Linked DNA regions of Homo sapiens: all the other regions are linked to region 1. The links are chromatin contacts, found by Hi-C or POLR2A ChIA-PET in ENCODE. All regions are on one chromosome and are shown on one strand. The core of a region is the stretch at or near the end of the contact, and the rest is flanking DNA. Distances in the headings are between cores, read along the strand shown. Region 1 holds the start of RPL14 (ribosomal protein L14). Region 2 has its middle 83 kb from the start of CTNNB1. Region 3 overlaps CTNNB1 (catenin beta 1). Region 4 has its middle 230 kb from the start of CTNNB1.

Evidence for each region. Hi-C counts contacts between places; a loop is a spot of excess contacts on that map. ChIA-PET counts read pairs that join two places held with the same protein, here RNA polymerase II (POLR2A). Pooled maps may share reads with other maps.
Region 2: a map of CD8-positive, alpha-beta T cell shows a loop between it and region 1 (10-fold over the local background). The contact joins the enhancer-like site here to the promoter of RPL14 in region 1. A Hi-C loop is called at or near these places in 3 of 168 maps with a recorded cell type or tissue (CD8-positive, alpha-beta T cell, HepG2 and naive thymus-derived CD4-positive, alpha-beta T cell) and 12 of 50 pooled maps. POLR2A ChIA-PET finds 5 or more read pairs at or near these places in 1 of 52 experiments (A673).
Region 3: a map of ascending aorta shows a loop between it and region 1 (3-fold over the local background). The contact joins the enhancer-like site here to the promoter of RPL14 in region 1. A Hi-C loop is called at or near these places in 2 of 168 maps with a recorded cell type or tissue (CD14-positive monocyte and ascending aorta), 1 of 37 single-sample maps with no recorded cell type and 4 of 50 pooled maps. POLR2A ChIA-PET finds 5 or more read pairs at or near these places in 5 of 52 experiments (CD4-positive, alpha-beta memory T cell, IMR-90, OCI-LY7 and 2 more).
Region 4: a loop to region 1 is called in a map of prostate gland, with 4 times the contacts of the local background. The contact joins the enhancer-like site here to the promoter of RPL14 in region 1. A Hi-C loop is called at or near these places in 3 of 168 maps with a recorded cell type or tissue (ascending aorta, prostate gland and thyroid gland), 5 of 37 single-sample maps with no recorded cell type and 12 of 50 pooled maps.

The regions. Positions count from the first base shown.
Region 1 is chr3:40,455,293-40,461,259 of GRCh38, forward strand. RPL14 (ribosomal protein L14) reads left to right here and starts at 2,047. Exons shown (of 6, transcript NM_001034996.3): 1 at 2,047-2,182; 2 at 2,598-2,699; 3 at 3,350-3,444. The coding sequence starts at 2,180. RefSeq lists an enhancer at 1,846-2,140 and silencers at 2,283-2,332, 3,546-3,840.
Region 2 is chr3:41,113,724-41,120,216 of GRCh38, forward strand. No RefSeq gene overlaps it. Among named protein-coding and RNA genes, the nearest start is that of CTNNB1, 83 kb to the right of the region's middle. RefSeq lists enhancers at 1,415-1,709, 3,830-3,959. Within about 2 kb of position 3,833, at least 13 of the 41 ENCODE cell types and tissues checked have a DNase peak (open chromatin) inside an H3K27ac peak, as active enhancers do; they include CD8-positive, alpha-beta T cell, where a contact is called at or near this core.
Region 3 is chr3:41,218,833-41,225,465 of GRCh38, forward strand. It overlaps CTNNB1 (catenin beta 1), which reads left to right. Exons shown (of 15, transcript NM_001904.4): 2 at 5,189-5,249; 3 at 5,694-5,921; 4 at 6,122-6,375; 5 at 6,502-6,633. The coding sequence starts at 5,237. Among named protein-coding and RNA genes, the nearest start is that of CTNNB1, 23 kb to the left of the region's middle. RefSeq lists an enhancer at 5,576-6,633. Within about 2 kb of position 5,384, at least 3 of the 41 ENCODE cell types and tissues checked have a DNase peak (open chromatin) inside an H3K27ac peak, as active enhancers do; they include ascending aorta, where a contact is called at or near this core.
Region 4 is chr3:40,968,592-40,975,668 of GRCh38, forward strand. No RefSeq gene overlaps it. Among named protein-coding and RNA genes, the nearest start is that of CTNNB1, 230 kb to the right of the region's middle. RefSeq lists enhancers at 182-682, 2,521-3,720 and a silencer at 3,013-3,062. Within about 2 kb of position 3,045, at least 29 of the 41 ENCODE cell types and tissues checked have a DNase peak (open chromatin) inside an H3K27ac peak, as active enhancers do; they include prostate gland and thyroid gland, where a contact is called at or near this core.

The DNA of each region.
Region 1 (5,967 bases), core at 797-3,296:
GGAACTGTCATGGCAAAGATCATCACCTTAATCAAGTGATAAAAGGTAACACCTCTCTGCACTGGCCTGGGTAAAAATCTAAAGAATAAAATACCACCACAATATTGGGAACCCATGTGTGGTGGTGTATTCCTGTAGTCCCAACTATTCTGGAGGCTGAAGCAGAACTGCTTGAGCCCATGAGTTCAAGGCTGTAGCAGGCTACAATCAGACCTGTGAATAGCTACTGCACTCCAGCCTGGGCAACACAGCCAGACCCCATCTCTTCGAAAAAATGTATATGTGTGTGGCCAAGCACAGTGGCTCACGTTTGTAATCCTAGCACTTCTGGGAGGCTGAGGCAAGTGAATCACAAGGTCAGGAGTTCAAGACTAGCCTGGCCAAAATGGTGAAACCCTGTCTCTACTTAAAACACAAAAATTAGCCGGGCGTGGTGGCAGGCACCTGTAATCCCAGGTACTTGGGAGGATGAGGCAGAGAACTGCTTGAACCCGGGAGGCAGAGAACTGCTTGAACCTGGGAGGCAGAGGTGGCAGTGAGCCGAGATCGCACCACTGCACTCCAGCCTGGGTGACAGAGGGAGAGTCCATCTCAAAAAAAGAAAGAAAAAAAAAAGTGTTTGTGTGTGCGTATATATATAGAGAGAGAGAGAGTGAAGAGAGAGAGAATGTATTCTGATGTGATGCACCAAGGACATAGCATTTCTACCAAAAATTCACTATCTGAATCCAATGAGGAAAACTCCAACAAACCCATGTTACAAATTTAACAGTTAAATCTAAAACTATCAGTTAAAGACTAGAGACCTGATAAATAATTGCAATTTGTAATCCTCCATTAGATCAAGAGCCTGGAAAAACAATTTTTTTTCCCATTTGCTCCAAGGAACATAGGAGCAACAACTTATAAATTTGAATAAGGACTGAAGGTTAGATAATAGTACTATTGCAATATCAATTTCCTGATTTTGATAAGTGTACTGATGACATAAGAGAATCTCTCTGTTGTTAGGAAATACACATTTTAAGAACGTATAGATAGGCTGGGCATGGTGGCTCACGCCGGTAATCCCAACACTTTGGAAGGCCGAGACGAGAGGATCGTCTTCACTCAGAAGTTAGAGGCTGCAGGGAACCATGATCGCGCCACTGCACTCCAGCCTGAGCGACTGAGGGAGACCCTGTCTCTATAAAAGAATGTAACGCCAGGCACGGCGGCTCACGCCTGTAATCCCAGCACTTTAGGAAGCTGAGGGAGGCAGATCACGAGGTCAGGAGTTCGAGACCAGCCTGGCCAACATAGTGAAACCCTGTCTCTACTAAAAATGCAAAAAAATTAGCCGGCCATGGTGGCGCGCGCCTGTAGTCCCGGCTACTTGGGAGGCTGAGGCTGGAGAATCACTTGAACCCGGGAGGCGGAGGTTGCGGTGAGCCAAGCCCCCGCCACTGCACTCCAACCTGGGCAACAGACCGAGACTCCGTCTTTAAAAAAAAAAAAATGTAGCGATAGAAGGACATCATGTCGGCAATTTCCTTTCAAATGATATAGCACATGCAAAACGTTAACATTTGTGGAATCTAGAAGGGTTTGTGGGAATTATTTGTACTAGTTTAGCAATATTTCTGTAACTGTGAATTACTTGAAAATGAAAGGTTAACAAAGTTACTGAGATTAGGAGAGAACGTGAGGAGCGAACAGACCTAGCCATGAATAACCAACAAATAAAACTCGAGGAAATAAAAAGGAACTCAAATGGCATGCGACCAACGGAAGACATAGCTTCTGTACTCTTAACCCTAAATTACTAAGCGATGACCCTCCTGCAGCTTTCTAATCCAAATCACCAAAAACAATCTCGCCGCCCAACTTTGCCAAAAAGCAACTTAACGCCAGCCGACTCCGCCATGTTTTCCCAGTGAGCTTGCGAGCGCGTGCGTACGCACGCACGCACGCACGCACCAACCAATCGGTGCTCACGTCGGTGACTCGTTACCGCAGGGGCGGTGCGTTCTTCTACACATGCGCAGGGTTGGGCGGGTCTTCTTCCTTCTCGCCTAACGCCGCCAACATGGTGAGTCTTACTGTTGCGGGCTCCGGGGCCGTCGACCATGCCGCTCGACCTCCACCTCCGCTGGGAAGCTGAGGCGCCAAACGGCTCCCAGAGGGTCCCGGGAAGCGCATGGTGAGGGTCCCCGGGCCGGCTGTGCAGCGGAATCGGGCCCTTCCCGGACTCGCGCCCTTCCCGGACTCGCCGCTGGCGAGCGCGTGGAGGGCCCGGCAGGCCTGGCGCGCCTTGGGCCACGCGTGCGCGCCTCCGCCGCTGGAGCTGGATGGCTGATGCGGCTCGTGGTCCGAGAGCCTTGTCCTGCCGTGTGGGCCTTGCGGACCTGGGAGCTGGCGGGCGTTGGGAACCGGGCTTAAGCTACTGAGGCGTTTGCTGATTTCGTCCATCCAGGTTGGCGCCTGGCTCTCGGGCGTTTGTTCCCTGCAGCATTCTTTTTCGCTGAATTTAACCATGTTGTCTTTAGCTGCAGAAGGTGACATATGTAGCGAGTATTTCTAAGTAAGTTTCACTGTCCTTTCTCCTCCAATTTTAGGTGTTCAGGCGCTTCGTGGAGGTTGGCCGGGTGGCCTATGTCTCCTTTGGACCTCATGCCGGAAAATTGGTCGCGATTGTAGATGTTATTGATCAGAACAGGGTAAGTGTCACAACTTTTTACTAAACATGGCAGTGGACATGTGCCCTGCAGATGGCAATAATGAATTGTCTCGATGGCTGTGTAAGATGAGGATGCTATGGGTAGTCGCTTTATTTTACCATTGAGGAAACAGGTAATGGTACGGGTTTTAAGCACAGCCTGAAGTTAGCTATTAGTATTGAATTTCAGTATTAGCCACTTAAGCTAGAGCCAGTTATAGGCTGAAACGTTGGTTAGTTTTAAATGAGTTACTATACGTAAAGTGAGTTTAGAACAGATCCAGCACGTAGAAAGCACTTTTGTATTTACTGCTGTGTATTTGAAACAAGCAAACTAAGGAGTTGACCACTGACTATAAATCAGCAGGGATCAGAGTCCTAAAGTTGCCTGTAAATTACATGTGGTTGGTTTCTATGGGGTACTATATAGTTTAAGAAGGAGCATTTAATGATGTGGAGAAATGTTTGTGTTGAGCAAAAGACATACATATATATAACCCAGATAGGACAATCCTTGTCTTTTCTGAGCAATTTATTAAAATAGTAGTGTGGGTTTGATGGCCCTGAACGGATAAGTAATGTTACAGAACCATCTGACCATTTTAATTGCTGTTAGATTTTGCACTGAAGTTCTTGATGTTTGTGTTCTAGGCTTTGGTCGATGGACCTTGCACTCAAGTGAGGAGACAGGCCATGCCTTTCAAGTGCATGCAGCTCACTGATTTCATCCTCAAGTTTCCGCACAGGTAACTGTCCACTAATCACTCCTCCCTCCCATCCCCAGATTTGTTTATGCTAGTAAAAGTTTGTTTTGGAGTAAACAATACGGAAGATTCAGAGCCATCCTGAAGAGGGATTTGCATCATAGAAGTAGACAGGGATTATTTACTTTTAAAATGTCTTGCCTGCGCGTGATAGCTCATGCCTGTAATCCCAGTACTTTGGGAGGCCACGGTGGGAGGGTCTCTTGAGCCCAAGTTTCAAGACCAGCATGGGCAACATGGCGAAAACCCCCATCTCTACAAAAAATAAAAAAAAAATTCGTTGGGCATGGTGGCACGCGCCTGTAATCCCAGGTAGGGGGGCCTTGGGGGTGCTGAGTTGGGAGGATCGTTTTAGCGAGGTCGAGGCTGCAGAGAGCCGTGATCATGCCACTGCACTCCAGCCTGGATGACAGAGTGAGACCCTGTCTCAAAAATAAATAAATAAAATAAATGCCTTGAGGTCACTTTTCTATCCTGGTAGTTTAGGGCTTTGCCTTTGTTTAGATTTGCCATCTTCTTTTCTTCTGGTTTCTGCCAAATTTTTAGCTTAAAGTAAACAACAATACTAAGTCTTGTGTTTATTGCTACTAGCTATCATTAGATAAGCTCTCAGTGTGTGTCAGTTACACAGTATTTAATATAAGAGGTTTTATCCCTAGCTTACATTTAAGTGAGGCAGTGAATAGCAGTTCTTTTTTGACATGAAAATTAAAACACTTTAGTGTGTTGCTATACAGTTAATTCAACCCACAATGATGGTTGCAGTGGAACATGTAATTTTGCATGCTTTAAAAAATAGTCAAAAACTTGCTGTATGTTGGCCGGGCGCGGTGGCTCACGCCTATAATCCCAGCACTTTGGAAGGCCGAGGCGGGTGGATCACGAGGTCAGGAGATGGAGACCGTCCTGGCTAACACGGTGAAACCCCGTCTCTACTAAAAATACAAAAAAAAAATATTCCGGGCATGGTGGCGGACACCTGTAGTCCCAGCTACTTCAGAGGCTGAGGCAGGAGAATGGCGTGAGCCCGGGAGGCGGAGCTTGCAGTGAGCCGAGATCGCAACACTGCACTCCAGCCTGGGTGACAGAGCGAGACTCCGTTTCAAAAAAAAAAAAAAAAAAAAAACTTACTGTATGCTGAGCACTACAGGCACTGTGGGACGTGTATTAACACATAATGGATTTTGAAGTACTGGTAGTTGAAAACATGCCACTTGAACAACCTCGAGTGAACATAGCCATGCTGCTACTACTGTGACATACCAATTAGGGGTGAAGCTTGAGGATACTTGTCAAAGTTCAAAGCAGTAGAAAATACTTGGTAACTTAGATTTTTCACTAGGTACTCTTGTAATTCTGCCTTGGATCCCTGGACACCCTGGATTTTATTTTTAGGATGTTTGGCCACAAATTGTTACTGTAAATTTTTTTTTAAAAAAAAGCCTAACAGTTAATATTAATTACCTTGTTTGTTACGAGAATGAATGGCTCGGATGTGTGCAGTGGCTCATACCTGTAATCTCAGCACTCTGGGAGGCCAAGGCAGGTAGATAACTTGAGGTCAGGAATTTGAGACCAGCCTAGCCAACCCCGTCTCCACTAAAAGTCCAAAAATTAGCCCAGTGTGGTAGTGTACTCCTGTAGCCCCAGCTATTTGGGTGGATGGAACAGAAGAATTGCTAGAACCTAGGAAGCAGAGGTCACAGTGAGCCAACGTTGCGCCAGTGCATTCTCCATCCTGGGTTACAGAGCAAGACCCTGTCTCAAAAAAAGAAAAAAAAAAAGAATGGTTTTCAACACGTCCACTGCCCGAGTGGAATTATATATAGTCAGAGGTGGGTTTTTTGTGTTTTTTTTGAGGGTTTTTTTTTTCTTTTGACACGGAGTCTCACTTTGTCACCCAGGCTAGAGTGCAGTGACGCAATCTTGACTCACTGCAACCTCAGGCTCCCAAGTAGCTGGGATTATAGGCACCTGCAACCACGCCCAGCTAATTTTTGTGTTTTTAGTAGAGATGGGGTTTCACTATGTTGGCCAACCTGGTCTTGAACTCCTGACCTCAGGTGATCCACCCATCTTGACCTCCCAAAGTGCTGGGATTACAGGTGTGAGCCACTGCGCCTGGTCAAGAGGTAGTTTTTAAATTCATAAAATGGGCTGGGCTGGGTGCAGTGGCTCATACCTGTAATCCCAGCACTTCAGGAGGCCAAGGTGGAGGGTTGCTTGAGCCCAGGAGTTGGAGACCAGCCTGGGCAACGTAGCAAGACCCTGTCTCTACAAAAAATATAAAAATTAGCTGGGTGTGCTGGTATGCACCTGTAGTCCCAGCTACTTGGGAGGCTGAGGCAGGAGGATGGCTTGAGCCTAGAAGGTTGAGGCTACAGTGAGCCATGATCATACTATTGCATTCCAGCCTGGGTGGCAAGCAAGATCCTCTCTCAAAAAAAAAAAGGGACTGGATTACAGTTTTGATTAAAATATGCTTGAAGTTAATAACCTATTCTG
Region 2 (6,493 bases), core at 2,583-5,082, 660 kb after region 1:
TCCCCCAGCCAGAGAAGACACTGTAGGCTTCTTCTACTACAACGTTTCACTACCATAATTGAACCCACCCAGCTACCCGCACTGACTCCCAAACTCAGGTCTGTGAGCTTTTGTTCTTGCCTTGCACTGTCAGCAAACGTTGGTCCTCCCAATGCTATGGCATGGTAATGACACCACTTAATTCTCTATTTCACTCTCTAGAATTGGTGAGGGAATATACAGAATGTTATTTTTCAAAAAAATTTTAGCTGCCTGGAAGGAAGTCTCTGCTCTCATACATAGAAAAGTAACAGGAATATTATCTCCCTCATGTGCAGAGCTACCTTGAGTGCCTAAGGGACTTCCCCAGAGAGATCCAAAGCAACACTGGGTCCCTGAGATGGGAGTCACTGCTAATTTGGTTCCCTGGGTCACATAGAACTGGAAGGAGGTGGCATAGGGAGAAGGAGGCTGGTATTTTCTCTCTGCTCACAGGACTGCTCTACACTTTACATTTCCCAAAGGCCATAATTATTTCCCGGAGAAGAAATTCAAATGACCCAGATAGTTAATTCAGTGAGATTGGCCCAGAAAGTATTTACCTAAAAGGCAGTTTTGTCGAAAAGAACGTCACAACATAGTCAGGGCTTGCTCTCATTGCCCGAAAAATGCAGGGGCCAGATCCAAGGCTGTAAGCCTAATAATTAGAGAGGGCAGGAGGTTCTGGAGTTTGGAAGGCAGAGACAGGAAGGGAGAGTCAGAGAGAGGGAGGCAGAGTGTGAAGGCAGGAGGGAACAAGAATGAACGAGAGAAACAGAGAGAGATTGTCTTGCCAGCCACTCAACACAATGACCAGCTCAGGGGCTATCCATGATGCACCTGGATCCTAGAAGTTCCCTCTGCAAGGAAAAAAGTAGAAAAGCAGAGAAGCTTATCTTTGGCTGCCTCCATCTCCCTTTTCATGCTCATCACTGACCAGCTAGAACCATGTTTTTCTTCCTCCAAGGCCCCAGGTTCTCCTCCCACCATGACTGAGCAGCAACTTCACATTATCCCCTGCTGTTATCCCTAGTCCAAACACTAATTCCCTTAGTATAATACAAAGAGCTCAGCTTTGAGTCAGGAAGGCACTTGCTGGTGGAATTAACTAACACAGATGCTGTGTGTCCAGCACCATGCTCAGGATTAGACATGAGCTGACTACATTGCCATTGTACAAATAAGAAAACGGAGTGGCAGGTGCTCTACGGAAGCGTGATGATCTCAGCACAAGGCATTCCACTGGACGTAATAAAAGCAAATACTCATTAAGCAGTTACTACGTGCCAGGAACTGTGCTAAGGCCTTTGTTGGAAATTATTTCATTAAATTCATGTTTAAAAAAAAAAGTAAGTATAATTATTATCTCCATGCTATAGATAAGGAAATTAGGAAAAAAGCCAGGACTTAAACCCAGGTTTAATCACCGTGCCATTAATGAGCACATTACTAGGCCTCTTTGTGCAGGAAAATGTTGCAACAGATTGTCAAGGTCCTTTTCTCCACCCTCTCATCCCTGTCCAATGAACAACCCCAGGCAGCTACCAACAAATTGACCTTCAACCCCTGAACTCAATGATAGGTCTTCGAAACAGCCAGAGTTGAGTTACATGGGGTTAGAAAGGCTGTGCTTATGGAGAGTGACTCTGTCGTTCGTGTAGCTATGGCATGGTTTGCACTCTTGGGGAAGGGGCTTTACCTGCTTAATAACCCTGACCTCTACCCACCCTGCACTCTTCCCTGATTGGATGAGGTCGAAAAAAGCTACTGAGAAGTTCTTGTGTCTTTGGGCTCTGGCAGCCTGCAGGAGACCTGCATTCTTCCCTGCTCCCCAAATGTAGGGTCGGCCCCCACCTGGGGAGGACTGCAATGGTTCAGCAAAGCCTGCTTGAGATGTAAGTCTGTCTAATCATAAGTTTGGTATTTTGATATCCACAGTTGCCACATAGCTAAGGTTCATTCTCTACCATCAGCTTTGCTGGTGAGGATGCTGATTTTCCGTTGTCAATCCAGAGGCTTTCTAGATCTGCCTCAATGATTCAGAATCCAGGTGGAGAAGAGACATGCTATACACTGGACTCAAATTCCAACAACAGAAGTTGTCTTGTACAGAGCAAGAATGGCAAATGGGCTGAGTAAAACTAAGGGAGCCCTAAAAGAGTTAGACTAGTTCTAGGTGCAAATGTCAGTACATAGTCCAACCAATGAGAGTTCAATGACTCAAGATTAAAAAAAAAAAAACAGGCAAAGCAGTGGCTCACAACTATAATCCCAGTGTTGGGAGGCCGAGGCAGGAGGATTGCTTGAGCCCAAGAGTTAGAGACCTCCCTGAGCAATATAGCAAGACTCCGTCTCAACAACAACAAAATTAGCCAGATATGGTGGCACACACCTGTAGTCCCAGCCATTCAGAAGGCTGAGGCAGAAGGATAGCGTGAGCTCAGAAGTTCAAGGCTATAGTGAGCTATGATCACACCACTGCACTCCAGCCTGGGGACAGAGTGAGATCATGTCTCCAAATAAAAAATAAAGATAAATTAAAAAGCACTTTCTACTGTCCCATTACTTGAGTCACAATATTTCAATGCATGCAAAAGTATATATAGGTATTTATCCAAATAGGTAGCTATCTCAGGTGGGTAGGCATATAGGAATTGTGAATTTAGTTTCATTTTTTTCATTTCTTAGGATTTAGAGTCTATTTATGTGATATTTGAGGATCCTGCTTCCATGGACTGACATTCTTGCAAGCCCAAGCACAGAGCTGACTCTGCCAGCATCTTTTCCAGTTCTACCCCACCTATGAGAACCCTAAGAGTTAGGGACCACACAGGACAGATCAACCCTCTTTGTGATCCTGGCTGTGCCACTTATCACATTCAGCCTGTTTCCTCCTCTGGAAAAGAAAAATAGCAGGACGTCCCTTGCAAGGTATTTTTGAGGACTAATTGATAAGTGCAAACAATTTCTGAATGTTTATAGTCTTAGTTTGAAGGAATAAAACTTAAGTGGAGTTAAAGATAAAGGGCAAAAAGACCAATGAGAGAAAAGGGGCTAGAGACCATGTGGGGATTTAGTGGATTTAGTGCTGCTTGGAGGAAAGCCCCTGGGCAAAACAAGATTAACTTCTACAATCTTCTCCAGATTCTGAGAATGCACCAGATCACGGAGCCTAAGACCAATGTCTTGGTATTTGGCCTACACCTTACCACACAATCGTGCATTAAAAGCATAGCTCAGGGTCAACAGGACCCCCTGGTTTCCTGTGTGTCAGTCTGGCCTTCCCAGTCAGAACACAAGCTCCTTGTCTCACACGGGGCGTCTCTGTGTGCCCCGCAGCCCTGGGTGCAGAGCAGACCCTCAATAAATATTTGCAGATTGTCTGCTGGGAACGAGGCCTGACTTACTCCAGCTGCATCACAGACCTTCTGCCACCTCTGGGGCCCGTGGCTGCCTTTCAGACCTCAATGATACAGACGAAATGTGATTGCTACCAACTGTGGATAAAATAACCGTTTCCTTATACTCCAAGGGGAGAAAAAGCCAAGGTAGAGGCCTGGAAGGCTGTGGTGGCCACTGCAACAGGGCCCATGTGAATATCACAGACCTTCCATTTCTGTGACATAGGGAAAGGTCAGGTGAATGCTGACTTTTCTGGCTGGCTGGGGCATTACCAGGGCAGTGCAGCAGGGCCCATAGGAGAAAAAAATGGATGGGAGGACAGGAAGTCACCAAAGAGCCCTGCATTCTGCAATGATGTGGCGCTCTGACCACGCCCAGCCGCCCAGCAGCTCCAGCGAGGAAACAACTTCCTTTTGTGGTCTGACCCTGGCTGGCCGCCAGGGCTTCAACAAGAGCCTTGTGATGTGCACTTTTGAAATGTGTTGGTGGTGCGGAATGGCATGTCTAACTCGTGTTTAGTGCCCTTCAGCGTTTACGTCTCTTTCCCACGCCCACTGACGCAGACTGGCTGCATGTGGGGAGCTGGGGTAGTCGGCCAACCCAATGCCTGACCTTGTGGCCGGGGCACTTGAGACACGCTTCCTTTTCCCCTAAACCTGGCCTCAGTCAGGCCAAGGGTACGGCTCCCTGAAAGGACAAAGAAAAGAGAAAAGGAAGCCTGACTGATACTAGCTGCCAGACAGGCATTATGTTGTTTTTAATCTTCATGACAATTCTGTGGGGTTTTATGGCCTCCCTTTTACAGATGGGGAAACTGAGGTTCAGAGAAGTTAAATCTTTTTCTCAGGGTAAACACAATTAGAGCATGGGGAGCAGGGACTCCACCCTAGCCTGTCTCCTCCAATGATCAGACTCTTTCCAGACACCACAACTCCTCTCTTAAGACCCCAGGGTCACTCTCCTTGGGGTCAGAGGCAGCCACACTCCATGTTTCTATTGCCTGCATCCACGTCACAGATCAGAGTTTGAGAAGGGTCAGAGTCAGCCAGGTCAGTTCTCTCCATGCCCATACTTTGCTTTAAAGGCTTTTCACTCGATTTGGGTTGTTAATTCTCAAAGTATGTCCGTCAACGTGCAAAAGTTACTGTGCATATTCTTTTCCCACTGTTTTCTTGTTTTTCTGTTGTTTGTTACCTAAGGTAGCTCCTGCCAGTCTCTGTGTGTACTAGGCAATTCGTGCATTGCTATAAAGAAATACCTGAGACTGGGTAATTTATAAAGAAAAGAGGTTTAATTGATTCACAGTTCTGCAGGCTGTCCAGGAAGCATGGCAGCATCTGCTTCTGAGGAGGCTGAGGAGGCTTTTACTCATGGCAGAAGGCAAAGCAAGAGCAGGCACGTCACATGGTGAGAGCAGGAGCAAGAGAGAGAGAGTGCTAGGGGAGAGGTCCCACATACTTTTAAACAACCACATCTCACAAGAGCTCACCACTATCGTAAAGACTACACCAAGCCATGAGAGATCCGCCCCCGTGACCCAAACACCTCCCACTAGCCCCACCTCCAGCACTGGGGATTATAATTCAACATGAGATTTGGGTGGAGACAAATATCCAAACTACATCACTGTGGAAACACCAGCAAGTTGTCTGAGTGGTCTCTAGGAAACCCAAACCCCAACCAGTGGATGATAAATAGCCCCTCGTTTGTGAAGTGCTAACACCTTGGTGACACAGCCCTTCACGTCCCCTCCACTCACGTGATCTGGGAGGAGCTGCTCCAACCACACAGCCCCTGCCTTGGGCTAGTGCCCTCAGGAGATTAGAGTTCGAAGGCACATTGTTTATTTGGGAGGTAATCCCAGGAAATTCCAATAGGATAGTAAGGAAAGTGAGACGGGGAAGGAAAGGACAGTACAGGGGGTGTTCCTGATCAAGATGCCTCTGTGCGCAACTGGGCTCAGTCCCATGATGGCTCTCTGGGAGACTGGATAGGACATGCCTCAGAGTTGTGCCATCCAAGGGACAAGGAAGCTGGTGCATTTGCACACCAGTCATTGGTTTAGGGCTGCTCCCAGGTCAAAGTCCCTAGGCAGAGAGAGACATGTGGCTGCACACTTGTGGTGGCTCATACCTATAATCCCAACAATTTTGGAGGCCAAAGCAGAAGGATCACTTGAGTTCAGGAGATCAAGACCAGCCTGGGCAACATAATGAGACCTCATCAATACAAAAAAACTAAAAATGAAAAAATTAGCAAGACATGGTGGCCTGCACCTGTAGTCCTAGCTACTTGGAAGGCTAAGGTGGGAGGATGGATTGAGCCCAGGAGTACGAGGTTATAGTGAGTTATGATCACACCACTGCTCTCCAGCCTGAGTGAGACCCTGTCTCTTAAAAAGGAAAAAATTGCATGCTTGAGGTCAGCAGGTATATGGAAATAAAAGGTGCCATGGGAGATGGGCAGCTGCCAAGAGCACAGCAGGAGCCTCCATGGTGGTGCCATACAGGCTACCAGGAATGCAGGACAAAGCTCTTGCCCTCTTCCCTTCCTCCTCCTTGTTGGTTTAAATTTGGAAGATGCTACAGCAAGGGCTGTAGGCTGCCTTGTCTGCCTGCCTGCACACTTTCTCAGGGATCTCAGACCAGGGAAGAAACCATTAGGGGACCCTGTCCAGATTGGTGGAGTCTGAGGAGATAAAGATGGGGCACGTGGACTGGTAATCACTCAAAGGCAAACCTTCCAGAGAGCAGAAGAGGACTGACCCAGAGATCCCTTGATGAACCTAGCACATCTGCTAAGTGACCACTTGACAAGCTGAAAGACTGCAGTGAAAGCCTGCAACAATTGTAAGATTTCCAAACTTTTCCCAGGAGTTGTCCGCTAGAAGCAAAGATGACTGCAAAACAGAATCAAGCATGGCTCCTCTTATAAACACAGGGTGGGGTTGGGGCACAGGAAGAAGGAATTATTTGCAGCCTGTGGGAGGGGTGAAGGGTGCTGTGCCCCATTCCTTTACTATCCAGCAAGGAAATGACTGCCTCCTTTTCCTCCCATCGACAATCCTCCTCCT
Region 3 (6,633 bases), core at 4,134-6,633, 770 kb after region 1:
AGGTGTGAGCCACCACACCTTGCCGAATTGCAGCCATATTTAATACTTTTTTCCATCCTATTCCCTTTGCTGCCCCCAGGCCTCCTGTATTGATAGCCCGCTATTAAGAAGCTAGTGTATATTCTTTGCATACTTTTACTTCATAAACTATATGAAGCATTGTTCTGTTTTTTAACTTAATTGGTATAAAATTATATTTTGGAAATTCAGTATATTCTGTGAAAATTATTTAGAAAATGTGCCTCTGAGATAAAGCCTATTCAGGATGTATCTTAAAGGAGATAGCTGTGCTTTAACATTATCAGTCTTTTTGGCTGCTTATGTTAATATAAGTTGGAGAAAAACAGTCTGCTTTTTGTGATAATATGTTCTTGGAGATGGAGTGAAAGATTGTTTAAAAACATTGTCTTTTTTTTCCCCTGAAGTACCAGTATTTATTTTAGGATTATGTTACTGATCAAAGATGCTGTGTGGAGTTACTCATTGGTGAGACTAACAATAAATCACACATGCAAAGGATGTTACCATAATCTAATTATTTTAAACAGTAAAATTATATTCTAAGACATCCAGTTGGCCTATATGTGCTATATCAATGACTATCAAGGGGCTTTTTATGTATACTGTATACATGTACTTCACAAAAATATAAAAGGATGACATCAAAAATCTGGCAAGCCAAAAGCCTACATTACATGTAGCAAATAAATAAGCATATGAACTTATTGGAATTTAAAACCCTGTAGGATGGGCGGGTGATGGTATGTATGTTAGATGTGTGGACATATCTATTAAAAGTTGTGTCAGATAACAGCTGGTGCTGACAAGCCCTTGGTAAGATGGCAGCATGTTCAATATGTTCTGTGAAAATTATCTCAGTTTATGATCTGTCAGTATTGTGGAGCTATGCATGAAAGGACTTAAAATTCTTACCCTTAAACTCAGTAACAGTGTTTCTAGAACTTCTGGTGATATGGGAAATTAAGAGAATTATTTATATGCAAAGGTGTTTATTGCAGCATTGTTGGAATAATAGACAAAATGGGGAAGAACAAGCTCAGAATGGAGGAGGTAGCTTATAGTATAGACATACGATACAATCCAGATGATAATATTTTATAATAGTCTTCACAAGGAATTTTATATTTTTATTTTTAAAAATACATAGCAGTGAGTTTAATATACCAAACATACCAAAATGTCATCATTTACTGTGTGGTGGACTCATATGATGGAGATGATAAATAAAAATATTAATTTATTTGAGGCATATATTTATGGCTGAGGAAGGAAGACAGTTATGAAGAACAGCTCATTCTGGAAACATACTAATTTTTCCCAGCCATAAAGAGATTTCCTATTTCTTTTTTTTTTCCATTTACCTTCTGTTTCCTACCTGAGAAGATTTCATACTTCTAATAACCATTTGTGTACCTATTTAAAGACAGTACCAAAGGCATACATTTTAGTGTTTGGAGGACCAAGGGTCATTTGATGTTTGATGCTTATTGACTATTCGAGGATGACAAGACACCTTGAGAACACACACACCCACACCCACACCCACACCCTCACCCACCCACCCCACCCCCCTCCCCGAAGAAAGCTGTGAAGGAAGAAAGCAGAAAAGAACCTGGAGTGAGTTGTAACTTAAAATGTTAGTGTTGCATGAAGTGTGTTAAAACAGGAAGATTTGAGGAAATTGCATACATTTTCTAGATGGCAAAGTATTACTGGTGACAGTTAATGAAAATGCATATGCATGTGTTTTTAGATTTACAAATTTTACTAAGAACTTTTTAAAAATCCCTGAAGGTGTATCAAAAGTTTATCATGCTTATGAAATAGAGTAGCACTTTCTAACTTTAAAACGGGGAATAATTCTTTGGATCTTGATTATTGGAAAAGTGAATTATGAATTGCTAGTATAAAACTGTGGTTTTAAAATATGTCTGCTTTATATTTTTATGTAGCAGATTTACTCCTAGTTAATAATACTCAAACTTACTGAAAACTAAGGTAATTAAGATAATTCTGTCCTGATGGGAAGAGGAAAAATAACTTCAGTGTGAAATCTATTATATATTAGTTGTGGCAAGATTTCTCCCATTGACTTTGACTGGAGACATTTATAGGGTTAAAATCGGAAATAGCACGGTGAATTTTGAAGTATCCTTGTAGTTGGAAAGAGTATTATGTTCATATTGCCAAAAAAAAGATGCATGGATGCATTAGACTGGATGGAAAATACATGAGAAGTTGGCTAGCCCCCTCTTTGTCAAAACATCACTTGGTGGTGATAAAGCTGTTGGAAAACACAGCATTCTAATGTAGTCTGTAGTTTAATGATAATCTGTGTCTTGAAACATTTAGCGTAGTACTTATACAAACCTAGATGGCATAGTGTACTGCATGCCTAGCCTATATAGTATAGCCTGTTGCTTCTAGGGTGTAAAGCTGTATAGCGTGTTACTATAGGCAGTTGAAACAGTGGTATTTATGTATCCTTTTTTTTTTTTTTAAATTCTTTTAAGAGACAGGGTCTTGCTCTGTTGCCCAGGCTGGATGCATTGGTGTGATCATAGCTCACTATAACCTTGAACTCCTAAGTGATCCTCTTTGCCTCAGCCTCCCCAGTGGCTAGGACTACAGGCACATACTACCACACCTGGCTAATTTTTAACATTTTTTTGTAGAGATGGAATTTCGCTGTGTTGTCCAGGCTGGTCTTGGAACTCTTGTGCTGCAGCAATCCACCCGCCTCCCAAAGTGTTAGAATTACAAGCCACTTCGCCTGGCTTGTTTACCTAAACATAGAAAAGATCCAGTAAAAATACAGAATTAAAATCTTGTGGGGCCACTGTAGCATATGTAGTCCATCTTGACTGAAATGTCCTTATGCAGTGCATGATTGTACTTCATAATTTTTAAGCACTCCTCCCTCTTGATTGGTACTTAGTGGATTTTATCATTTTTGTTTCTTCATAATTCTTTCTGAAATGTCTACTGGTTGGACCTTTGATCTCCTGAATTGATCGTGATTTCTTCTGTTGTATTTTTTGTCTTTGTCATTTTTTTGTACTCTAGGCAGTTTTCTCAATTTTAGTTTCTATTCAACTTTTTGTTTTTATTTATTCTCTCCAGTATTTATGGAGATACTAAATTGAAGTGTTCTGTTTCTCTCTCCACCCTATCCCTAGTTTCAAGTTTTATCTCAGTTTCTATGGAGTCAGTTTTTTCGTTGCTTTAAAAAAAAATTTTCCTGAAGTGATTGGTAAGTTTTGGCTAATTGGGAGCACTAGAATTGGGCCCTTAATGGTTGGCAGGGTGTGGTGGAGGAGAGACAGCCCTTAGTCCAAAGGCTCAGGCCAGAAAAAGAAAGAGGAAGGCTTTCCTTTTCCTTTCCGGAGCAGGGTTCTGCCCTAGGTCTTGCTTGGCAGTCTATTTGATTTCTTTAGCAGTTAATGCTCAGTTTTTTGGCATATGTGGATCTGCCTCCAGAGCAGGTACAAGGTGAGTGAGTCTATGCTGTTACCTAATTAGATCCCCATTTCTACCCTTTGTTTTTACTTCTCTATCTACTGATAGGTTTTTACCCTCCTTCACCTCATAGGGTTGCAGTGAAGAGCAAGATGAATTTTTATTTATGTTGCATAAATTTTAAAAGCTAAAAAATATATATGTAATGTTGGGAAGTCCCAGTGTACAAATGGCTATTGTAAATTTGGAACATGAACTTGCTTTTTTCCATTGTAAAAATGAAATCATTATAAATTGCGGTCAAGTTACTAGGTCAGCCCACACAGAGTTTACCCAGTAATATGCGTAAATGTTTTGCCTTTGCATCAACAACAAGGAAAAACAGTACTATAAAAAAATGTTCCTGGAAGCCGGATGTATCAAAGCACTTCTGAAATAGCTATATAGCCTATAGACATGACCAGTTGGTTTCTGAGTCTGTTGACATTGGCCAAAGGAGAAGCTCAGTGTAGAACATGTTTGGAGTCTCCTTTTGCAGAAATACATTGGAGGCTGGAGTGGGGAACCAATTTTTCAGAAAGGTGGTGAAGTAGTTACATAGCCACTCTTTTAAAGACAGTCAAAAGATAGAAACTAAGGCCAGGTGTTGGCTCACATCTGAGATAGGAAAATCACTTGAACCTGGGAGGCGGAGGTTGCAGTGAGCCCAGTATGCACCTCTGCACTCCAGCCTGGTTTGGCAAGAGACCAAAACTCTGTCTCAAAAAAAAACAAAACATAGTTCACACTTAAATATTTTATTCCATATCTTTACATACCCAATATGTTAATTTATAGTTCAAGATGAACTTGTTTGGGACAGATTTTGTAATAAAGGAAATCGTGTTATTAGAAATATCTAGAGGCCATGAGCCCTTAAACTGTTCTAATTTGCAAGTAGTTCCCTGTGTGATGCAGTTTTTTTCAATATTGCACAATAAAGGCAAAATACGGACAAATTAGATGATAAGATTTATATAAATTTTTAAAATATTGATCAAAATATGTATCCATATTGGTAATATTTGTATTTATAATAAATCATTGCTGTAAATTTGAACTTAGAAAAATTTTACTAATAAAGGTGCTTTTGTGTTGCAAACTTTCATTTGAAAAGTAATTTTTCTTTGTACCAAAAAATCTAAAATTCGCTATTCTAGTCACCAAAATTTGCTTTATGAAAAATAATTTTTGATGGCACTATATCAGAAAACAACTTGTTAAAGAAAATGTGGAGTTTTTAAAATCCCACTGTACCTCTGTTATCCAAAGGGGATCTGTGAATTTTTCTGTGAAAGGTTAAAAAAGGAGAGACCTTTAGGAATTCAGAGAGCAGCTGATTTTTGAATAGTGTTTTCCCCTCCCTGGCTTTTATTATTACAACTCTGTGCTTTTTCATCACCATCCTGAATATCTATAATTAATATTTATACTATTAATAAAAAGACATTTTTGGTAAGGAGGAGTTTTCACTGAAGTTCAGCAGTGATGGAGCTGTGGTTGAGGTGTCTGGAGGAGACCATGAGGTCTGCGTTTCACTAACCTGGTAAAAGAGGATATGGGTTTTTTTTGTGGGTGTAATAGTGACATTTAACAGGTATCCCAGTGACTTAGGAGTATTAATCAAGCTAAATTTAAATCCTAATGACTTTTGATTAACTTTTTTTAGGGTATTTGAAGTATACCATACAACTGTTTTGAAAATCCAGCGTGGACAATGGCTACTCAAGGTTTGTGTCATTAAATCTTTAGTTACTGAATTGGGGCTCTGCTTCGTTGCCATTAAGCCAGTCTGGCTGAGATCCCCCTGCTTTCCTCTCTCCCTGCTTACTTGTCAGGCTACCTTTTGCTCCATTTTCTGCTCACTCCTCCTAATGGCTTGGTGAAATAGCAAACAAGCCACCAGCAGGAATCTAGTCTGGATGACTGCTTCTGGAGCCTGGATGCAGTACCATTCTTCCACTGATTCAGTGAGTAACTGTTAGGTGGTTCCCTAAGGGATTAGGTATTTCATCACTGAGCTAACCCTGGCTATCATTCTGCTTTTCTTGGCTGTCTTTCAGATTTGACTTTATTTCTAAAAATATTTCAATGGGTCATATCACAGATTCTTTTTTTTTAAATTAAAGTAACATTTCCAATCTACTAATGCTAATACTGTTTCGTATTTATAGCTGATTTGATGGAGTTGGACATGGCCATGGAACCAGACAGAAAAGCGGCTGTTAGTCACTGGCAGCAACAGTCTTACCTGGACTCTGGAATCCATTCTGGTGCCACTACCACAGCTCCTTCTCTGAGTGGTAAAGGCAATCCTGAGGAAGAGGATGTGGATACCTCCCAAGTCCTGTATGAGTGGGAACAGGGATTTTCTCAGTCCTTCACTCAAGAACAAGTAGCTGGTAAGAGTATTATTTTTCATTGCCTTACTGAAAGTCAGAATGCAGTTTTGAGAACTAAAAAGTTAGTGTATAATAGTTTAAATAAAATGTTGTGGTGAAGAAAAGAGAGTAATAGCAATGTCACTTTTACCATTTAGGATAGCAAATACTTAGGTAAATGCTGAACTGTGGATAGTGAGTGTTGAATTAACCTTTTCCAGATATTGATGGACAGTATGCAATGACTCGAGCTCAGAGGGTACGAGCTGCTATGTTCCCTGAGACATTAGATGAGGGCATGCAGATCCCATCTACACAGTTTGATGCTGCTCATCCCACTAATGTCCAGCGTTTGGCTGAACCATCACAGATGCTGAAACATGCAGTTGTAAACTTGATTAACTATCAAGATGATGCAGAACTTGCCACACGTGCAATCCCTGAACTGACAAAACTGCTAAATGACGAGGACCAGGTAAGCAATGACATAGCTAGCTTTTTAGTCTGCTTTGAAGTAAATGCTCAAGGGGAGTAGTTTCAGAATGTCTACCCAATACCAGTACTTGAAAACTAACGATGTTTCTGAATTCCTGTATTACAGGTGGTGGTTAATAAGGCTGCAGTTATGGTCCATCAGCTTTCTAAAAAGGAAGCTTCCAGACACGCTATCATGCGTTCTCCTCAGATGGTGTCTGCTATTGTACGTACCATGCAGAATACAAATGATGTAGAA
Region 4 (7,077 bases), core at 1,795-4,294, 510 kb after region 1:
TTTCATTGAAATCTACTGCTGGAGAATTTTTGTGTTCATTTGGAGGTGTCATATTTCCTTGCTTTTTTCTGTCTCTTGTGTTCTTTACATTATCTGTGCATCTGGTGTAATAGTTACTTCTACCAACTTTTTGTATTTCCTTTTGTAGGGGAGGACTTTTTTCTGAACGTGTGTCTATGGTATTAGCTGGGTAGGGCACTTTGGCTTTGATTCTGAGTGCCTGCAATAGTGTGGTCTTCATATGGTTTATTTGGCTATAAACAGCATTCAGTGGTATTTGTGGCTTAGGGTGCAGTTGTTAATGGAGGCTGTGGTGAAGTTTTGCTGAGGATGGAAACACCAGGTAAATCAGTCCATGGGCTTCAGCAATGGCAGTGGCAAACTGAGCATTCCTGTCCTTGGGCCCTAGGGCAGCATACACTGGCATCAGTGTTCACAGGTTCAGGTGGGTCAATTCTTGGGCCCCTTGAGGACTTGCTCAGGTGCTAGTAGTTGCCATCATGGACCTGGTGGATGGGTGAGTAGGCTTCAGACCCTGAACAGCAAGCATGACATGGGCAATGGCAGTATCAGTGGTGGAACAACTGTCTGGCTCCTGAGCAGCCTGCACTGGTATTGCGGGTGGCTGCAACAGGATGGGTGGGCCAGTCCCCAGGCCCATATGTGGCATGTGTGGGTAGGTGCCAGCTGTAGTGGTAGTGACACATTGGGTGGGCTCAACCTCAAGCCCTCTGGAGGAGTGCTTAGGTATCAATGATGGTGGATGGGGTTAGGTAATCCTCAGGCCCCCGGGAAGCATGCTTGGGCATTGGAGAGGGTGAAGCTGGGCCAGGAGGACCTGGTTGCACATGCAGGTGCTGGCTGTGGTAGGCAGGGGTTGGGTGATTTTCAGGCTCTGGAGGAATGCTTACATGAGTGCAGGTGGCAGCAGCTTCACTGCAGCCCTCCTAGGGAGGGAAGGGTTGCTTTGAGTGGCAGAAGCAGTAGGCAGGTGGCTGGGGAGCATGTATTTCAGCCCCAAGCGGCAGTGGCAGGTGGGAGTGTCTATCCTCAGGGCTCATGAAAATGTGCAGCAGCTTGCACTTCAGCCTTGGTGGTCAAGAGGTTCTTTCGTGGCTAGGATTGCAGGAGTCTGTGTTGGGAATGCAGACCACTGGGGGTCTCTGACTTACCCTTTTCCTGCATTGGAGAGCCTCTCCATACTCCTAGCCAATCAGGCTGCCTTGCTTTCCTCTCCTTCCTTGCTTTAGGTGTTTCCTATCGCTTTCCTGTTGCATTCCAGTGTTCCCTCTTAGATGATCTATTCTAAGTGTGATTATCCACTCACTGTTTCAGTTCTTTGCAGAGGAAGCAAGTACCAGATGCCTCTAGTCAGCCATCTTGAAGCCTTGTGTCTATTAACTTTTATTTTCATTTTCAAACTATAAAATTCCTGTTATTTTCTTAATTCAACATGCTTTTATGAATGTAACAATATAAGCGTTTTAGTTCATATAGAGCCTCATTGTCCCAATCTTTTCTTAACCATTAGCCCTTCTAGCGATGTGGGTTTTTTTTTTTTTTAATGTAACCATTATGACTAGGGAAAAGAATATTACCCAGTAGTTTTCCCCTAAGTTAAACAAGAATTCCTTCTCACCCACTAAATTGAGTCACCCTGCTAAGGCCCCCATGAGCCCCTTTTCACTTTCTGTATTACTAAGCCCTTTGCCCAGCCTGACTAGATGGCAGCTATTTCCTGTGGGTCAGAGGGTTTTTAAGGCCTTTTTTGGAATTCTCCTTTCCTCTGGCTCAGGTATAAATGGTAATACCAAAAGGTAGTAGGTGGTATTTTAAGGAGACTGCTAGTGGACCTTCAAATGCTTTTCATTTCAAAACTTTAATTTTAATAATATTGCTCTCTTAGTTTGGGCTCCCTTAAAATCACAGCCTGAGACTAGACACAAGGACTTGGTGCAGGTGGTTTATTTGGGAGGAGATCCCAAAAAGCAGAGGTGAAAGAAAAGGGAGAGAGTGAGACAGGGAAGAATGAAAAGCCACTGAGTGTGCATCATTAAGGTTGCTGCTTTGGGCAACAGGGGCTCAATTCTTCTGTGACCTTTGGCAAGTGTGCAGAATGCCTTCTAGAATGTTCCCTCCAAAAGAGGAGTGGCTAGACTTGCTTACTGGCTCTCATTCTTCACTGGTTAGAGATGGCTCCTAGGGCGTTACCTCTCCATACTTGCAGGTTGTACTTGCTTGGGGGCTGACTGGGCTCCCAGTTTCAGAGATGGCTTTGAGGCAAAAAAACAGGGAAGCATTTTTCATGTTTCAAGAGGGCATTGTCATGGGAACCCACATTGCACTCTCTACCAGATCTGTGACAAAATCATAGGTGTGCTGAGGGGATTTGTTACAGGGTGCCAAAAGCATCAGCTACGAGCATATTGTCCCTTCTGAATAGACTGTTCCCCATTGTCCCTGTGGGGACACTTCCCCACCAATGGATCACCTGGTCATTGCTGTCCAGTCCACATGACATTGATGGGGAAGGTCACTGCTATTAGCCTCCCTTGACCGATGTCAGGGCTGTAAGGATCACTCTCCTCCATCTTCCTTCCAATCTAGCCCCTTGTCCATATCCTCCCTCTGTGGAGCTCACCTGTGTCTGGAAGGAGTTGTGCAACCTCAAGTGGCCTCAGTGAAAGCTGCAGTTGAAGAGAGCAATTCAGTTGACCACAAAGGAATGTGACAGAGAATCATCCAACGCTGCCTAGAACATCTCTCCTGCTCACCTCACCTGGCATGCTCACATGCAGCCATGTGGTCAGGGCAATACCGAGGCTGAGTTCAGTGCCACCCTGTGCTGCCCCTTGCCGGTGAACTTGTCACACTTGTTTACACATGTTTGCAGGCCTCTTTCTTATGGGCATCAGCAGCTTGTTGAGGACCATTCTATGTCTTCATTTTGTGCTCAGAACCTAATGTAGTGCCTGGACACAAAGGGTTCTCAGCAAACACTTGTGGATACAAAGGAGGGAGGGAGGGAGGGAAGAGGGAAGTCGGTTGCTAGGAGATAAAATGATTTGCTTATAGCACAGTTGCCAAAAATAAGTCACAAGTGGGGACTTCCCAGAACTAACCGTTCAGTGCAATACTTAGCTGAAATCTATTGCAAAATGCAGTACTTACTTAGGCACTTACTTTTGTCTTTATTGTTTTTTAAGAAAGAGATGCTCCAAAGGTCAGTGACTCAGACCACTAGGTGACTTGGCTGTGGTTTCCTATGAGTCAAGCCTACCAGACAGCAGAGGACAGAGGTGAACAGGAAACTGGGCCAGAGAAAAACCAGAGAAACAGAGAGTCAACACAGACGTCAAGGAGGCTTCCGCCCAGCTCTCTCAGGCCAAAGGGGCAGACAAACCCGTGAACTCCCAGATATTCATGTCCAAGTGAATGCAGCTGTACGAACTTCAGCTTGAAAACTTCTCTCAAATAGCAGGTGGGGAGAACAGGTAGTAAATGCCTGGGGTTGTGGCCGCTTCCTTCCCCAGCAGAGCTCTGCCCCAATGAGAACACAGGAAGGGTAGATAAGAGAGCAAAGTGGGCAGTTTTTCTTATTTATTTGTTTGGGTAAAGGAAAAACAAAACAAGATGTGAACACGCATATCTTCACAAACTGTAAAATTTATCTCTGTCCTCTATTCCCTGCATCCTTCTCCCTACTCTAACATCTTAACAATCCTAATATTTGCCTATTGTTACACAAAATGTACGCCAGTAGATATCAACATACCAATTAAAAAAAAACGAAAAAAATACTTTGCTGTTTTTCCTTGAAAGCACAATGACATGAGGCATCTTTGGAGAGAAGAAGCTGCCACAATCCGATGCCTCCTCGTACCTGCTACTAGCTGTGTAGGCTTGTCTGATCTAGCCCCCTGGATGTGAACAAACTAGAGCAACAGGGAGAAGCAGAGATGCAAAAGAGTTAATCATACAAATTGCTGAGTGTGCACAGGAAAAACATACTACATTTGTAATTGTGTTTACAGTGTACAAAGCACTCTCCCATATTCCTCATAATCTAACAACAATCCTGAAATCATCACTATTTACGATGCAGAAACTGAAGGAACAATAAATGGCATGTCCTATGCCATACAGCTAATACCAGGCAGATCTTGGCATTGAACTAGAGCTGTCTGAGCCTAGACCAAATATTGTTTCCAGGATTCTGCAGCAAACTCTACCAACTAGGTACCTACAGCCTCCCCTAACCTGCCTTCGGTCTCCTGAGCAGAAGTGTTTATACCTCAGTCCCAGCATGCAATAACCGTAACAGGTAATAAGCACCTTGGAGAAACACCAACTGCATCCAAAAGAGAGCCTGGTTCTGATAATTCTGTTTCACTAACTTCTAGAAGACAGAGAATGAACAGCTTAGGTGAACATTTAGATGAAATTAGAAAAAAAAATGTTAAGGGAGTTGAGTATTTGTTAAAGGTCCTTGAACATGCAATTCTAAAAGAAAAGGAAGCTCAGAGAAAGACACTGGGATCTTCCAGAACTGGGAAGAGCCTAGGACCTGAGATACAAAGATCTAGAACCAGGGAAAGCAGAAAACTTCACCTACAAAGTTCCATGTGCTGCACTGGGCCCTCAGCCCACACACATGCCTAATTCTACATCTTGGCTCTCCAGTCTTCTTCACAGACAGCGCTTGGTGCCTGGGGCCTTTCCAAGAAGAAAGGTGTTATAGTGTAAGGCTCTGGTGCCAGTCATGTTGGACTGGCCTTGCTAACACAAGACTGTTGTAGAGAAGAAGAGGAGGTCTGGTGTGCCCCAGGGACCACCCCTTGGCATAGGCCACTGTAGACGCAGCATGAACATGCTGGGGTCAGCAGGGCAGCCAGGGCTCTATTAAAATTCTAGGCCAGTTGGCACAAAAAAGAGAATAAGAATAGGGTGTCAGTTGGAGCCCTACACACTGAGCTGGCCTGTGGTTTTAAATATCGTGCAAATGCTGACAAGTCTCGAAGGTATATTTTCAGCCCAGACCTCACTTCCTAGCTCTAGACTCACTAGATGATATCACACATTTGGATATATCATATTATCTCAAACTTAATTTGTTTAAAATGAAACCTATAACCCATTCCTCTCACCGAGCATCCACCAGTTGCTCAGGTGAGAATCTGGAATTTGTCCCTGAGTTTCTCTCTCCTTCTCACTCCCACAGTTAGTCCATCACCGTGTCCTATTATGCTTCCAAATTCATTTACCTCTTTTCACCTCCAAGGCCATCTCCCTAGACCCAGCCCCCACCTCCTCCTACCTGAATCCTTGAAATCACATCCTTACCAGCCTTCCGGCTTCTATTGTGCTCTGACAAGAAAGCCAGAATGGCCTTGCCAAAGCTCAAAGCAGACTGTCCTTCCTTGGGTCTAAATCCTCCAATGGCTTCAGAACAGAATCAAAACTCTAATGGGGCCAGCAAATCCCTGCGGGCTCCAGCTCCAGCTGTCACCAGCCTCACTTCAAACTCCTTTTTCCCTACTTACATTCCAGCCCCTTCTTCCCCTGTGACACCAAACCCTTTCTGACTTCAAGGTCTCTACACTGTTGTACCCTCTCCCTGGAATTCCTCCTCTCCTACCTTTTGTGGGGCTATTTCCTTCTTATCCATCCAGTCTCAGCATAAGTGCCATCTCCTCAGACCTTCCCAGAGGCCTTTCCTCACCATCAAAAGATGATCCTTCCTGTTATCCTGTCTCATTGAATCCAGCTGTTTTATTTCATAGCAAACATCATAATTTGCTATTATATGCTGATTTGGTTTTCTTCTTTAATATCTGACCCTCCCTCTAGACTGCAAGCTTCATGAGGGGTGAGACCATGTCTGTTCTATTTATCCCTGTATCCTGAGAGCCCAGCACAGGGCCTCGTATATAATAAGGGGTCAATAATAGTTATTGAGTTAATAAATAAATACATTTAAAATAAATACATAAAATAAAAATAATGAAAACTAATTTGTTTCTTGTTCTCTCAAGAGAGCTTCTGCCCAGACCACACCCCACCCCTGCAACCCTTGATCTTTCTCAGTCCACTGTTGGCTCTGAGCAGTCCACACAGTTTAATGCTACATCAGGATGAGTACGCAAAGAGAAGCAAGAAAATCCCTCCCTTGAACATGAGCCACAGCCCTTCCCATCATTCCTTCCTTCCCTCCTTTATTAATTTAATAGATGAGCCCATATGTAATAAACATAATCATAACATAATAATAACTACATTTATGGAGCTTCTACAATTTGTTGGGCACAGTCCTTTATCTAGATTTTCTTATTTGATAATCTTTGGAGCCCTATAATGCAGTTACTTGTATTTGTTCTACTTTACAAAGAAGAAAATCAAGGCTTGGTGAATTAGGTTACCTTCTCTAGGTCAGATATTAGTAACTGGCAGAGCCAGGATATCTGTTTGGTACAGTAAGTCTAAGGCTTCAACCAATAAACCACACCACTTTCCAAATGTTCACTGCTATTCAATGTACTTTAAGATTCATCCAACAACTATTGAGCCCCCACAGATAAACCAAGCATTGTGCAAAGTGTTTGTGTGCATCTTCCTATCTTATTGCCACAACAACCTTGTAAGATGGGTCTTTATTATTCTCATTTTTGCAGAAAGGGGACTGAGATCAGGATTGTTGAAGCACCTTCATATGGTTCTTTGTGGAATATCAGGATTTGATGCAGCTCCCTCCCTCTGAAGCCATACTCTCTGCATTCTTGCATATTTTGCTTCTCTTCTCAGAGAAAGAAGCAGGCAGAACCAGGACTTGTGCATGCACACACTATGATCAGTGGAGTATAGCCTATTGGATTAAACCACTCCCAGAGAAGCCCTATTGATCTTATACCTCAAGAGTGGCTCGGGAAAGCCATGGGACAGGGGAGAGGCTTGAGTTTTGAAGTAGGACAGATGTCCGTTTAATTCTTTATCCCTCACTAACTGGGTGGCCTTGTGCAATCTACCCAATTCTCTGAGCCTCTGGCACCACTGAGAAAAAGGGTCCTGTACCAACATCAT